4 separate regions of the Homo sapiens genome follow, and all the other regions are linked to region 1. A link is a loop called in an ENCODE intact Hi-C map of the cell type or tissue named here. Cell type or tissue: heart right ventricle. All regions are shown on one strand.

The links. Peaks named below come from ENCODE experiments on the same cell type or tissue, not always from the same donor. Only the 100,000 strongest peaks of a DNase experiment are listed, where the experiment ranks them.
Region 2: it touches region 1 in a loop (6-fold over the local background); 29 of 110 quality-filtered maps call a loop at or near these places.
Region 3: it touches region 1 in a loop (4-fold over the local background); 82 of 110 quality-filtered maps call a loop at or near these places.
Region 4: a loop joins it to region 1, with 7 times the contacts of the local background. A loop is called at or near these places in 103 of 110 quality-filtered maps.

The regions. Positions count from the first base shown.
Region 1 is chr9:121,397,847-121,401,846 of GRCh38, forward strand. The region is part of intron 3 of LOC102723324 (a long non-coding RNA gene); the gene reads left to right. Among named protein-coding and RNA genes, the nearest start is that of STOM, 30 kb to the left of the region's middle. In heart right ventricle, CTCF peaks have their summits at 2,489 (motif pointing left) and 2,694; no DNase peak of the experiment used is centred here.
Region 2 is chr9:120,972,733-120,976,732 of GRCh38, forward strand. C5 (complement C5) reads right to left here. Exons shown (of 41, transcript NM_001735.3): 29 at 3,968-4,000; 30 at 2,047-2,199. Among named protein-coding and RNA genes, the nearest start is that of C5-OT1, 22 kb to the left of the region's middle. In heart right ventricle, no CTCF peak of the experiment used is centred here; a DNase peak (open chromatin) is centred at 1,602.
Region 3 is chr9:121,317,945-121,321,944 of GRCh38, forward strand. It overlaps GSN (gelsolin), which reads left to right. Exons shown (of 18, transcript NM_198252.3): 9 at 462-550; 10 at 721-936; 11 at 3,324-3,457. Among named protein-coding and RNA genes, the nearest start is that of GSN-AS1, 34 kb to the left of the region's middle. In heart right ventricle, CTCF peaks have their summits at 45 and 2,302 (motif pointing right); DNase peaks (open chromatin) are centred at 487, 1,117, 2,317, 3,247 and 1 weaker place; H3K27ac peaks cover 4,000 bases.
Region 4 is chr9:121,211,814-121,215,813 of GRCh38, forward strand. It overlaps a transcript of GSN not described here. Among named protein-coding and RNA genes, the nearest start is that of RAB14, 12 kb to the left of the region's middle. In heart right ventricle, a CTCF peak has its summit at 1,581 (motif pointing right); a DNase peak (open chromatin) is centred at 1,588; H3K27ac peaks cover 1,267 bases.

The DNA.
Region 1 (4,000 bases):
TTCTTGGTCCCTTTGCCAAAAATCAGTTGGCTGTAGATACATAGATTAATTTCTGGGTTCTCTATTCTGTCTCATTGGTCTATGTGTCTGTTTTTATGTCAGTGCCATGCTGTTTTGATTACTATGGCTTTGTGGTATATTTTGAAGTCAGGTAGTATGATGCCTCCAGCTTTGTTTTCTGGCTTGGGTTTGCCTTGGCTATTCAAGATCTTTCGTGGTCCTGTATAAATTTTAGGATTTTTTTGTTTTTATGAAGAATGTCATTGGTATTTTGACAGGGATAAGGCCCAAGTGTATTTTCCCCCTCTTTCAACAGGCCATAAGGAGCTCCCCATGAAACCACAAGTGCTGGTTGAGGGAGAGGCCAAAAGGCATCAGAAGTAAGTGCTGTGGGGGTCTGGGCCACCTGCTCGTGTAACTTGCTTGTGCTCTGAGCTTGCTTGAGTCTGATCTTGTACATACTATGTCTATTTGATAATGGATTGCTGCTGCACATTATTATAGCTAGGTCTTGTTCATAATGGGCAAGTTATGTCATGTAATTGTTAGGTCATGTAATAGGAATTCCATGGTTAAACAGTTTTTACCAGGGCGTAATAGTGAGCTATGAGCTGCTTCTTTAAGGGGGCAGAGGAGTGTATGGTTCTGTTAGCTAGCTATGTGTTGTGTCATTTTCCTGTTGAGGCTTGCGTGAGGAGCCATGCAGCACTCTTACCACAGACACTTGGAGCACCACTGGATAGACAGACTGGAATGACACTGCCTCGACCCACTGTAGAGCCTTCTCTTGCTTCAGGCACCATTCAGAAGTAGCAGCCTTACAAGTTACTTGGTGTAACCGGATCAGAGCAGAGCATCCACTTGTGGTTTGTGTTGCCTACAAAATCTAAAGAGGCCGAGGACTGGCACAATAATCCTGAACTTGGAAAACAAAGACTGCATAACATTACCTATTGATATAGCGGCCAGATGTGACTTTGGTTGTTTTCCCTTCATATGTGGTTGTATACAAAATAGTACATTTTGTTAAGTAGGAACTTTTTTGGACTTGTATTATGGTAAGAAACATGTATGTGTGTCCTCCTGTAGGCTGTCTGAATATTTCTTTCTGGTCTACATAGCATCTCTTGGTCTGGGCAAACTTCCCTTCCCAATTTAGGTGGTTCTGATGAGTAAAGGTAAATTACCAGATAGCAAAGCAAGAGGGCATTCTAGAAAATAAGATCAGTGGAAGCAAAGGCCTATGGGCATTGTGGGTTCTGGAAGCAGTAATTAGTTCAGTTGAGTAGTAAGTAGCACTAGGGGTGAAGAGTATGAAGAGTGGAGTGGTGGGAGATAAAACGGGAAATGTTAGGTAGGGCTATACTGGAAGGAGCTTTATGTACCATATGAAGAAAGTGGACAAAATCCTATGCTGAGGGAAAAGTAGTGATTTTTTTTTTACAGGACTGTGATGTGATCACATCACATTGATATGAAAGATATTCCATGAGGGAGAATTTGAGATGAGCAATACTAGGGGTAGAGCTATTATTTAAGATTACCTAGTAATTCTGAATAAAATGATGAGACATGAGCTAAGTAAGGTAGTGTGAATTAGAGGAGAAAATGAATTTAAATGATACATAGGAAGTGGAATTGACAGACTTGGTGGCTGACTATGTGGAGTGGGAAGAGAGAACAGGAATTTATGTATGTGGTTAAAAATTATATACTTGTATGAAACAATCTGGTTTGAGCTTGAGTGGGGTTCAGAGAGATCTGGGCCTAGTGTAGAGTGACCAGCTGTTCTGGTTTATCCAAGATTAAGGGATTTCGATTTCCTGGGATGTGAGACTTCCAATGCTAAAACTGTGAAAGTCCCCAGCAAACCAGGACAAATTGGTCATGCTAGCCTAATATGAATGGGCGGACAGATTAGTGACAGGAGCTTATCGGCATAAGCACTGAAACACCTTCTGGGATAACCATGACCTGGCAAGAGAGCCTTTAGTGGTGCAAAGAAATGGTGATCCTTGATAATGCATGGTAGTTGCTATTCAAATCTACCTCCCAATGGATCCAATCTGGGGTCCCACGGAGAAAGGAGGCTGGAAGTAAAATACGAAAGAACTGTTTCACTAATCTGTGACCCCGTTTAACAGAGTGTAACTCAGAGAGGACAGATTCTTTCTCACCGTGGACTACCCCACAGCTCTGGAAACCTGAGGGCTTTAGTACATTGGGAGATTCAGTTAAATACAGGTTGGGGGAGTTCCAAGGGATGGAGAGGGTGGGGAAAGGGAGAAGGAGGAACTGGTAACCTGTACTGGTACAAGAAAAACTAAAATACTTAGCAGAACAGAATAACATCTGTGCAGTGGGGTATAAGTCAGTGAAATATGAGTTATTACAGCACAGGTGACATCAGCAGGCTTTTCTTGAAGCAATTCCTTTCAGAAGGAAAGAATGTGTTGATTACTTTCTTTGTTATGTTGCGCCATCTACTGGTAACTCTCATGTACTTTTTTCCTAGTTAGATGTTTAAAAGAAGACAGATGAATTAAAAACTTGAGAACTGTTTCCAAAGTCGTCATTTATTCGTTCGTTCGTTCATTCATTCATTCATTCATTCACTTCACAAATACTGAGTGAGTATGTATACCTTCTATATTGCAGTTACATTTCTAGGCATTGGGGTTACAGCTGTGAACAAAACTGAAAGAACCCTGAACTCATGGAAGCTTACTTTGATGAAAGAGTACATTTCATTTTTTTCCCATGTGAATGTTCTGTTTTCAAAGCACCATTTACTGAAAAGATTATTTTTTTTTCTTTAGGACTCTGCAGTGCCGTTACTGTTATATATGAAGTGTCCATTTATATGTGAGTCATTGCCTATCTTGGTTATGCTCCATTGATTTATTTGTCAATTTCTGTGACAATATCATATTGTCTTTATCATTTTACTTTATAATCATTGTTAATATTTAGTACATCAAGAACTCCCACCTCATTTTTTAAAAGAATGTTTTGGATAGTCTTGGCCTTTAAATTTTCCATAAAGTTTAAAATCAGTCTGTCAAATTCTGTCAAAAAAAAAAAAACCCTCCTGGGAATATTTATTGGGATTGAACTGAATCATTAAATCATTTTAGAGTGAACTGATATTTTTATACTATTGAGCCTTCCAATCACGATTTACTTCAGTTTTCCTTAGTGTCTTTCAATAGACATAAAAGTCTTATATATCTTTTGGTACACTTATTTGTAGATACTTGATTTTTTTAGGCTAAAAAGGCATCTTTAAAAAATCATTTGCTAACAATTATGGCTGGTGTTTGGAAATGTAACTACTTTTGTCATATTGATTATTCATCTAGGGATTTTGCTAAATGCTCTTATAATTCAAATAAATCTCTTTTTCCTACATATACAATTTATCATTTGTAGATAATTATACCATTAATTTGTTTTTCTTATCCTTCATGTACTAGTTAGAAGCTCTAGTACAACACAGAATAGAAATGGTGATATTAGGCACCCTTTAATTGTTCCTGACTTTACAGGAAAAGCTTTTGACATAAAACATTACTTTTCTTTGGTTTTCTACAGATACTTTTTATTAGATTAAGAACTTTCATTCTATTTCTTTTTTCTTAAGTGTTTAAAAATCTTGAATGGATATTAAGTTTTATCAAATGCTTTAGAAATTTTGCATCTATGTAGAAATACTGTAACTTTTTTTCTGCTTGAATCTCTTAATGTGGTGAAGAACTGGTACCAATTCTACTGAAACTATTCAAAAAATTTGAGGAGGAAGGACTCCTCTCCAACTCATTCTATAAAGCCAGCATCACCCTGATACCAAAATCTGGCAAAGACATAATGATAAAAGAAAGCTACAGGCCAATATCTCTGATGAATGTATGTGCAAAAATCCTCAACAAAATACTAGCAAACTGAATCCGAAGCACATTAAAAAGTTAATTCATCATGATCAAGTTGGTTTCATTCCTGG
Region 2 (4,000 bases), 430 kb before region 1:
GCACTTCCTTTACTCCAAGCCTCCCCTTTCCTTTGCTTAGCACAATAATGCAAGATGGATTGGGCATATGTTAAAGTTTCTCAATCCTTCCTTCAAATTTTAGTAAATGTAGGAAAGTAGGTCAACATTCTTGTTCTCCCTGATAGAATATAGCAGCATTTGTTGGAAAACAGGTGTCTTGAGATACTGCATGTGAAAAGCATGCATGACAAATAAGTTTGGGAAATGCTGTGCACTGTGCCCTGCCTCTGCCCCTTTTCACACCCAGAGTCACCACACTTAATCACATACATGTTACAGAACAGGGGAATTCTGGATTAAAGAACTTGTTTAACTTAATTTAAATTAATTTGTTTAACTTAATTAATGCACACTCAACCACCTAACACTCTTTCATGGAACACATTTCAGGAAATGCTGGAGTAGAAAATTCCACACTGGATAATAACAGCCCAGGTTTTACATGGAAGCAGCATCCTGGGCTGGGGTTTAAATTTTGTTAGGATGACAAGAGGCCTCTTACAGCATTATCCCTATAGAGAAGAATAATTTCAGCTACCTCAGGTAGCTGGAAGGTCAAGAGATCCTTCTTAGAGCTTAGACTCAGAACATGAATCTCCGGTGAACTCTAAATGATCCCAGGGAAAGGAGACATATTCCCAAACTAGGGACCACAAGCACAAATGCCTGCAGAGGCCCGGGCACAAAGCAGGTATGAACATAAATGCACATGCATACGTCCTGTGACTGGTGGGGACTGCAGTAAATTGTAGAAGCCATGCCAATGCCTGGTGCTTTGCTTTCAGGTCTTTTGGTTTATCAAGGGAAGTTGGGAATCAGGTTTTTATTTGAAATATCTGGATCCTTAAATGTTGGCATATATCTATGTCTATGTTTATATCCATATTCTTTTTTTTCAGTATGGGCCACCAGTTTGCAATTTTTGCATTAAATTTTATTTCTCTGCTGGGCATGGTGGCTCACACCTGTAATCCCAGCACTTTGGGAGGCCAAGGTGGGTGGATCACCAGAGGTCAGGAGTTTGAGACCAGCCTGGCCAAATGGTGAAACCCCATATCTACCAAAAATACAAAAAATGAGCCAGGTGTGGTGGCAGGCGCCTATAATCCCGCCTGCTTTGGAGGCTGAGGCAGGAGAATTGCTTGAACCCAGGAGGTTGCAGTGAGCCGAGGTTGCGCCATTGCACTCCAGCCTGGGCAACAAGAGCGAAACTCCATCTCAAAAAAAAAAAATTATTTCTCATGCTTGTTTACTTTTAACAAACACCAATTTGTGAAGGATGTCAACAATGAGGATTATTTCCAATTACTGTACATTTAAATATACTTTAAAATAATGCAAACACAGTAATTAGAAAAATATGTATCAGCAGCTATATGTGGGCAGCTAATATTAATATAGAACCCAGTTTTTCCAACATGTCTTGTTCTTTGTGAAATTTTCATAAGCCATCAAAGTTACCACCTTTAAAAATCCAGCAGTAGCAAAGGACATGGGGCAAGGAGCTGGGGACCCTAAAGGCCAACTCCAACCTGGCCACAGTCTGCATGTATGACCAGGGCCAGAAGGGACCACCAGCAGCCTCCCAGACATGCCTTCCCTCCTACGCTCACTGTACTGCTCTGTGCGCTGTTATCTATGTCTGGAATGTTCTTCCTTTTTCTTCACTTGGCTAACTCATTCTGATTTTTTCAGATTTAACCCACACATCTGGACACATCTGACAAACTCCCTCCATCTTTCAGCCAGGATCAGGAGGGCCCCTCTGTACTTCCATGTACCTATCAAGACTCTTATTTTTCACTATCTGCTTAAATGACAATCTCCCTGCACTACGCTGATTGTTTGTGTTTTATTTTTGAATCCTCAGTGCCCAGGATATAGCAGGCATCCCTGTTTAGGACATAGCTGACACTCAATATATGTTTAAGTAGTGAAGAGATAGATTTATAAAATAAAGAGTGGAACAGATGATTTCAATGGTCTCAGCCAATTGTAAAATACTACAGAAAGTTCTTCATTTACCTCTACTGGCCTCCCAAGGAAATTCTTGTCTGTCATTTTATAATTATGTAAGGCACCTTTATGCTTGTAAGAAACATCGATGTCCATACTCAAGCGGAGTTGTTTAACCAGGAGTGAATATTCCGTCAGGCCCTCAATGGCATTGATTGTGTCCTGTCAGCAATCAGCAAGGCACAAAAATATGTTTAGTTTATTTATGTACTCCCTATTTACAAATGCCCTTTTTATGAGAGGGTAGGGCAGCATTGTCTGGAGATGAAACTCCAGCTGACTCAGTAAGACTGGTTAAGAGCCCCATTGTGGAGGTGGAAGAAAGGTCTCTCCCTCCTCAATAAAGATGCTGTTAGCAGGGACAGGAAGGAAGTGTGGCCTCAGATCTGGGTCCTCTATATATTCTGCAAATGTAACCTCAGGCAAGTCACTGTTTGCAGAATTCATCTGAGTCTTTGAACAATTATCTCTTCCTCATCCTTTAGTCTGACCTTAAGTATCTCCACAACAAGGCCATAAACTCCCCTTTCCCGTTATTCTCTGTTTTAAGGTTCCCTTTTTGCCCTTTCTAGCATTCATCTCAATTTGTAATGCTTTTATTTATAGTTTATTGTTGGCCTACCCCACTGCAATATAAGATTTGTGAGGCAAGTAGGTAATATATTTTTCTTGGTGCCTGCTGTGGTTTGAATGTGTCCCCCAAAGTTCATGTGTTGGAAAGCTTGGTCCCCAATGTGGCAGTGTTAGGAGGTGAGGCCTAATGGGAGGTGTTTGGGTCATGGGGCGTACCACTTTCATAAATGGATTAATGCTGCTTATTATAGAAGTGAATTTGTTATAAAAAGATGAGTTTATACTCCACTCCCACCAACCCTCCACTCTGCCTTCTCTTTGCCCTTCCACCATGGAATAATGCAACAAGAATGCCTTCACCAGGTGCAGCCCCCCTGATCTTGGACTTCCTAGGACCCAGAACCATGAGGTAATAAATTTCTGTCCATTGTAAATTATCCAGTGTGTCGTTTTTTCTGTTACAGCAACACACAATGGACTAAGGCAATGTCCATTGCATTTAGCAGGTACATAAATATTTGTTGAAGGAATAAATGAATAAACTTTATCTTTCTGGACCTCATCTTTCTCATCTATAAAACTGAGAAACATGACTAGATCAGAGATGTTAAACAATGTGGCCATTCCCTCTGCCTATATCTGTGGCGGCAAATGCTAATCAATAGGGCAGTCTTTTCTGCTAACCCTATAATTGTACCCAAAATAAAACACATTACATGGTCAGTAAATTAATACTGAAGGCCCTCTCTACATCTAAATTACATATATATAAATATACACACTCCATCATTATCTAAACATCCAGGCAACAGGGAAGATATTAACATTCGATCTAAACTTTGAATATAAACATGTATTATACGACTACATAATAATTAGTTGTAATAAAAATACATACTCAAATGAGTTTACATTAAATAGCTAGATAGATTAACATGTAACAATCAGTATTTCTCCCACTTTTTATTTATTTCGTTGTGGAGAAGGAGCATCAGTACCTTTGTCTACATGGCAACCACTATTTATTACATAGGATATGATATAATTGCCAATAACCTTACTAGCCTTTCATGGTGATTTAGAATCATGAAGGAAGTACTGGGCTTAAAGTCAGGAGACATGAGTTCTGATTCTGGCTCTGCCATGAATTCCCTGAGTAAAACTCCCTGGGCTAATTTCCTCTTCTGTATAATAAGAGTGTTGACGCAGATAACCTGTAGGGGTCCTTCAATTCTAGGCATTATTCATATCTATTGCATGCTCATTTGGTGGACAAAGGCATGGAGGCCAGATGAGTGTGGTGGGGGAGAAAATAAAAATGTCTACAGGGAGATGAAACAAGACAAAGAAATGTTACCTGGGTTGAATAAAAGCCACCTCCATACCTCTG
Region 3 (4,000 bases), 80 kb before region 1:
GAAGGCTGGGACTGAGGCCCAGCACTGGCTGGCCAGGAGCTCCTTGGCACGGGAATGCCCTCAGGGTGGCAGCTTCTCACTCACTGAGTAACCTAGGTCAAGTAATTTAATCTCTCTAAGACCCTAGCTTCCTTATAGATACTCAGAAAAAGATAACAACTTTTTTTATTACTTAAGACTATTCTGTGAATTAAATAATCTATGCATAGTTCTAAGCACAAAATACATGCTCACTAAATGGACCACAGTAGTGTTGTGATTGGTGTCACTGGCCAGCCCCAGGCTGGACACCAGGAGCTCTAGTGAGTGGTCGGCTCTGGGGGTCTCTGGCCTTGGCTGTCCACAGTCTAAGAAGAGTAGGGAGGGAAGTTTGGCAGCTCCTTCTCCTGGACTGTTAAAGGTCAGGATGCAGCAGGATCCCGGGCCTCTAACCCTCCATCACTTCCTCTGGCTGCCAACAGGCAAGCAGGCAAACACGGAGGAGAGGAAGGCTGCCCTCAAAACAGCCTCTGACTTCATCACCAAGATGGACTACCCCAAGCAGACTCAGGTGAGTCTTGGAGGCCAGGTAGGATGGGAAGGGGTGGGTCCTGTTTGGAGGGGATGGGCTGGAGTAGGGCGGGTGTCCCACCCTCAGTGTGGATGGGGTATCTGAGGCTCCCCTGGGGACCCCTGCTGGGCAGCCCAGCCACATCCTGCTCCTCTGCCTCCCCTCCCCAGGTCTCGGTCCTTCCTGAGGGCGGTGAGACCCCACTGTTCAAGCAGTTCTTCAAGAACTGGCGGGACCCAGACCAGACAGATGGCCTGGGCTTGTCCTACCTTTCCAGCCATATCGCCAACGTGGAGCGGGTGCCCTTCGACGCCGCCACCCTGCACACCTCCACTGCCATGGCCGCCCAGCACGGCATGGATGACGATGGCACAGGCCAGAAACAGGTACGTTTAGGGCGTGGGGTGGGTGTGTCCAGGCCCCTCCCTCACTTTCCCCATGCACTGCCTCTTGCTTCCCCAAGGAGGTTTCTCTCTGAGGTTTGCACAACTTTGGTAGCTGAGATTCTTTGGTGTTACTTAGTTTTTACAGCCAATGCACCCTGTGTATCAGGCCCTGAGCCAAGTGTCTTGGCCCCACCTTGCCCCGAGGAGTGCCTGGTCTGGGAGGGGAGTTGACCATAGCCACAGACCTGTGTGATCAGTGGAAGATGGGAGGGAGCACAGGGGATTGTGCAGACACAGGAAGCAGTGGGGGTGGTTGGTCAGGGCAGCCTGCACAGAGATGGGAACCTTTGGGTTGGGTCTCAGAGGAGGAGTAGAGCTTTGCTGCCGGAGAGGAAGAGCGGAGAGTGATGGGCATTCCAGGAGGGACTCGCTATGTTCGGAAAGGAGGGAGCTATCCCAGGGGGCTAGTGCTGATGGCATCCCCAGGGAGGGGCCTTGAATGCCAATTTCAAGGGTGTAGACTTGATCCTCTAACCAGTGGGTGCTAGTGAGGGGTTTTTCTTTTTATTAAATCAGACATGCAACAGGCTCAGATTTATGCTTTATCTTTTTTTTTTTTTTTAATAGAGACAGGGTCTCGCTATGTTGCCCGGGCTAATTTCAAACTCCTGGGCTCAAGCAATCCTCCTGCCTCGGCCCCCCAAAGTGTTGGAATTACAGGCATGAGCCACTGCGCCCGGCCACCTGCTTTAGAAACTCACTGTGAAAATGGGTTGGAATATGACTCCAGGATATCATTAGAAGAAAAAAATCAGTTAAAAAATAAATAAAAGAAAAATAAAAAGAAAACTAAGAAAATGGATTGGAGGCAGGAAAATGAAGGTAGAGAGCTTATAAGGAGCTTGTTCTAATACTGTAGGGGAAAGATGATGACCTTGAGACTAAGAAGGTCACAGTGGAGAAGGGGAAGAGGGGTGTGGGGTTCAGAGGTGTTTAGGAGGTAGAATCCGCCTCAGGCAAACTTGACTCCGTTCCTAATGATAGGAATAACAAAGTGTTCATTTTTATATATTATTGTTTTTGGTTTGGTGCTAGCATTCATTTGTTGCTTCAGTGGCTAGGGAGAATGCAATGAAAATATTTCGGGTGGGGCGGTGTGGTAAGACCCCTGGCAGCCTGACTGTGAGACTTTGGGCAAGTTACATAACCTCTTTGAGCTTCACTTTCTCACTTGTAAAGTGGGGTTTCATCCCACTCCATCACCTTCAAGAATGTTCAAAATCCAGAGATTCTAGGATTCTGTTTCCCAGGACTTGGACGACTCCGTGTCTCCATAGCTCCACCAGGTGGCGCTGCCGGGCCTCGTGACCACTTGGAAAAAGCAGTGTCACCAGAACGCTGCGGAGACCTGCCAGCAGGGGTCACACTGAGGTTGCCTCGTGGTGTCCCTGCCTCTGCAGGTGACCTATGAAATTCCTGGCAGGCCCAGCACAGTGGCTCACGCCTGTAATCCCAGCACTTTGGGTGGCCGAGGCGGGTGGATCACCTGAGGTCAGGAGTTCGAGACCAGCCTGGCCAACATGGTGAAACCCCGTCTCTACTAAAAATACAAAACTTAGCTGGCCATGGTGGCAGGCACCTGTAATCCCAGCTACTCGGGAGGCTGAGACAGAAAAATTGATTGAACCCGGGAGGCAGATGTTGCAGTGAGCCGAGATTGCGTCATTGCATTCTAGCCTGGGCAACAAGAGTGAAACCTCGTCTCAAAAAACAAAAAAAAAAAAAAGAAAAAAAGAAAGAATCCAGGCAGCTCAGTAACAATAGAGGTAATGGTGATATTAGTAAGATAATAATAATAATTATGACAATAAGAGCAGCTGCCACCTACAGAGCAGTCCCTTTGTGCCGGGCCCTGTGCTAGACTTTCACGAGTAATCTCGTTTGAGCCTCACAGTACTTTGAGGTAGGTACTATGATTATCCCCATTTTTCAGATGGGAAAACTGAGGCTAAGAGTGGTTAAGCCAGTTGTCTGAGGTCTCATGGCCCGGAAGGGGATGAGGGGCCTGATTTGGGGTCTGTGTCTGGCTCCTCCCCTCACTGTACTGCATTCCTTTGGAGCTGCCTTGACGATCCTCAGCGAAGGACAGACGGGCTGGGGCAGGGCATGGTATGAGGAGCCCAGGCAGGAACCCTGACCCAGAGTCCCAGCCCTGCCTTCTAGTGGCTCTGTGAGTTGGGCAAACCATTTAACTCCAGTCCGAGCCCAAGTGATTAAAAGTTCATCCCATGGCCTAACCACAACCTACCACACTGCGGTTTCCTGGCTTGCCTGAGCTGGGGGGTGGGGGTGCTGCACAGCATCTGACTCCAGCTTTGCTCCTGCAGATCTGGAGAATCGAAGGTTCCAACAAGGTGCCCGTGGACCCTGCCACATATGGACAGTTCTATGGAGGCGACAGCTACATCATTCTGTACAACTACCGCCATGGTGGCCGCCAGGGGCAGATAATCTATAACTGGTGAGGTTCTGGGGCCATTGGTGTGTGTCGTGGGGGTACTGGCTGGGCCCTGAGCAGGGCTGAAGACAAACTGAGGGTGTGAGGGCCTGAGGTGGGACCACCACTCCCTGCTGGGAGAGGCTTTTGTCCACAGGGCAACACCATTTGCTTATTTCTCCAAACAACTTTGAAACTCTTCTTACCAAATGATTATACATCTATTGTAGGATATAGTGAATGTGGAGAAACAAACAGAACATCTCCCACAAATCCATGACAAGTACTAGGCACACTAGGGTTTATCCTCCCACACATATTTTTCAAGCCAAAATTTTTTTAAATTTATATTTGTTTATTTATTTATTTATTTATTTATTTTGAGACAGAGTTTTTCTCTTGTTGCCTAGGCTGGAGTGCAGTGGTGCGGTCTCGCTCACTGCAACCTCTGCCTCCCAAGTTCAAGCAATTCTCCTGCCTCAGCCTCTCTAGTAGCTGGGATTACAGGCACCCACCACCATGCCTGGCTAATTTTTTGTATTTTTAGTAAAGACGGGGTTTCACTAT
Region 4 (4,000 bases), 190 kb before region 1:
CACCAAAAGAAAAAACCCATAGCAAAAAAATATATTTTTTGAAGGGCTTTATGAATTGGACTTCTGTTCAAAAACTTTAAAAACAGCTGGATAAGGGAATCTCTGAGGGCTCTGATACTCTGTATTTGCTTACTGGTGAAGCTGTGAGATTAAGGAGAGGCCGCTGGGTTAACCATGCATTCATTCATCAATGACTAATGATTGAGCTCAAACCTGGGCTCCTGTCTCCTCCTGTCCACTGAAGCCCTTCAGTGACCACCTTCCCGTTTTTCTGTAGAGTCCCTTATATGGGCCGATGGGGAAGAGACTATGGATGCCTTTTAACTGAGCCCTCATAATGCGATAAAAAAACATAACAAAACAGATATCCCAGCAGCTATACAAGCAAGCGTTTTCAGAGCTCACACTGGAAACCAGACTCTCTAATCCTTATCAGTTGTTTCTCCAAGATTTAAATTCCAACTCTGCAGTTTATTAGCTCTGAGACTTGGGCAAGCATCTTAATCTCTCTGGGCCTCAGTTTCCTCATCTGTAAAATAGGTATGGTGGTCCCTAGTTTATTGGATTGTCGTGAAGGTTATAAATGTGTGTAAAATCCCACTTCACCGTAGCCCTCTATCATTTCCCACCCTCTTCTCTCCCTGCCAGGGAGTCAGTGCCCTCCTGGAGGAGGCTTACAATACAGCCTTCAAGGTTGACTCTGGGCATTGCTTCAGTACAGATTAGAAATTATTTTAGAATCCCCAGAGCATGGTATCTGCGACAAATTAAGCTAGACATAATTTTAAAGCATTTTTTATGTTTGAAAGTCTTTTGGTCTCACTCCTTGGCCTTTTTTTTTTTTTTCTGAGATGGAGTCTTGCTCTGTTGCCCAGGATGGAGTGCAGTGGTGTGATCTCTACTCACTGCAACCTCCTACTCCCTGATTCAAGCAATTCTCCTGCCTCAGACTCCCGAGCAGCTGGGACTACAGGTGCGCACCACCACGCCTGGCTAATTTTTGTATATTTTTTTTAGTAGAGTAGGGGTTTCGCCATGTTGGCCAGGCTGGTCTCAAACTTCTGACCTCAAGTAATCCACCCACCTCGGCCTCCCAAAGTGCTGGGATCACAGGCATGAGCCACTGCACCTGGCTCTTGCTCTTGACAAAGATCTTTTTCCCGTCCAGAGATTGGAGGGAAAGCTAAGGAGAAAAGGCAGCGTGAAGGAAGGAGAATTTCTTCCTGCCCATATATTTATTTTGAATTTTACAGGTTTAATGTCTGCCTTTCCTCACCCTGAGCTGAGTGGGAAAGGTACCATTTCTGGTGGGTTCACTGCTCGATACCCGGCCTAAGTATCTACAAGTTATAAAATCAGAAACAAAATATAATTAGTCTCATCAATAAATAAACCCAGGGCAGCTGGGCTTCACGGAGGAGTGACAAATGGCTCCAAGCAGTCTACATTTTAGGACAATAGCTGGGGTCACTGGCTTCCAAAAACTATGGGGAAAACCACTTCCGGCTTCCTGTATCCCTTCGTCTATTCTGGTATCAAAACGACAAATCCAGAGGAGCCGAATCAGGCGTGCTCCACCAGAGGGCGCAGCAGGCCCATGCCAGGCCCTCTTGACTGCCAGAACTCCCAGCCTGTGGCTACTGCTCCCATTTGTGTTGCTCAGGCACACCTGGTTTGGCAGCATTGTTTCCTCAGTCTCTTTGTTAGTTCCTCTGTTTTTCCAAGCCAGAAGAAAGTGAAGAAGTTTGCAGTCAGGTGGGCTTGGATTAAAATCCTGACTCTGCCGTCAGCTGAGATCTTGGCAAATTAGCATTGTGAGCTGTTGTATTAATATTAATTGGTGACTTCTTCCCAAGGCTGGGGAATCACAAAATCATAGACTCTTGGCACAAGAAGGGGCCTTTGAGATCAGCCCTTAGAGCCCCCACATGTCATGGATGGGGACACTGAGGCTCAGGCTAGACCAGAGCCCAAGTCTCTCAGCACATGGGCTGGGGTCCTCTCAGCTACACCCAGCTGCCTTCTTTCCAAAATCCATAAAACGATAAAGAGCATTCATCAATGAATGAATGAATGAAAAGATTAAAAGCCCTTTCAACCGACGAGCTCGTACCTTCTTTTAGAGCAAGGACTTTAGATCCAGACAAAAGCACAGACTGCTGTATCCCTCATCCAGCTTCAGCAATTACTTGACCTGTTCAGTCTCAGTCTCCTTATCTGAATGGTGCAGGGCATACTATGGGGATCATAAAAGCACCTACCTCACAGGGTTTCGTGAAGATTCAACGAGTGCATGCCTAAAATGCCAGCTCAGGCACCTAGAAGGCATTGAGAAAATGCTAGTTCTTTTTTTCTCCCTTCTCTCCTCCTCCTTTCTTTCCTTCCTTCCTTCCTTCCTTCCTCTTCTTCTTTCTTCCTTCTTTCTCCTTCCTTCTCTCTCTTTCCTTCTTTTTCTCTCTTTCTCTCCTCCTCCTTCTTCCTCTTCCTCTTCTTCTTCCTCTTCTTCCTTTTCTTCTTCTTCCATAAGCCAGAAACCAAAGGGTAGATGTTAGTTCTACATTTTAAAATCTAGGTTCCATAATCTTTCTGAGTCTCAGTGTTCTTGTCTATAAAGTGGAGAATTTTCAAAGCATTGTGGGAGGATTACATGGCACAACATATATAATAAAACCCACAAAACAAGGCCTGGTTCATGGTAGTGTACAAAATATATTAATAATAAATACTAGTTTATCCTCTTTCATGAAGTAAGGAATGACTGTTTCTAAGAACAAAGAGGGATAAGCCTGCATTCCTACCAATTCCAAAGACTTAGCAGATAGCATTCCCAGGAACACATCATTTCTCCTGAGTTATCCTATGTCATATTCCTACGGAGCTCTTGTCCAAGGTCTCACGAGCTAACCCAGTTTGAGACCCCAGGAGCTACTGCATTAGTTAAGTTCTTATCTTTTCTCTTCTGGACCTCTGTTGTAGCATCTATGCCTTAGATGGATGAGCGATGCCATCTGGCTGGAGATGTACCTCCTGGAAGTACCTTACTGGGCTGCAGCCACTGGTTAGGTCGGAATATAGGCTCCTTGTTGTATGAGCTTCCTAGGGCTGCTATAATAAAAGTACCATGAACTGGGTGGCTTGCAATAACAAAAATGTGTTCTCTCACAGTTCTGGAGGCTGGAAGTCCAAAATCAAGGTGTCAGCACAGCTGTGCTCCCTCTGAGACTGAGTAAATCCTTCCTTGCCCTTGCCCAACTTCTGGTGGTAGCCGGCAATCCTTGTTGTTCTTGGATTCTGGCTGCATCACTCCAGGCTGTACCTGTCATTGTCATATGGCTGTCTTCTCCCTGTGTTTGTATCTCTTCTCCTCTTCTTCTAAGGGCACCAGTCATATTGAATTAAGGACCCCCCCCCCCACACTCATATATGACCCATCTTAATTTCCATCTAAGTTGCATTTGCAAAGACCTCATTTCCAAAAAAGATCAGATTCAAAGGTACCAGGGGTTAGAATTTCAACATATCATTTTTTTTTCTTTTTGTGGGGCGACACAATTCAACCCGTAACATTGGTTAAAAGATCTCTAAAACACCTGAAAATTGGCCGGATTGGTGGCTCACACTTATAATCCCAGCACTTTGGGAGGCCGAGGTGGGTGGATCACCTGAGGTCAGGAGTTCGAGACCAGCCTGGCCAACATGGTAAAACCCCATCTCTACTAAAAATACCAAAATTAGCCAGGTGTGGCGGCGAGTGCCTATAATCCCAGCTACTTGAGAGGCTGAGGCAGAAGAATTGCTTGAACTCAGGAGGCAGAGGTTGCAGTGAGCCAAGATCGCGCCACTGCACTCCAGCCTGAGTGACAGAGTAAGACTCTGTTTCAAAAAAAAAAAAACCTGAAGATTTTAAGAGCTCTCCAATTTACTAATATTTATAATGTACATGTAAATCAACCAATAGAATTAACATGGTTATGTTAATTTATTGGAAAATTAATTATAA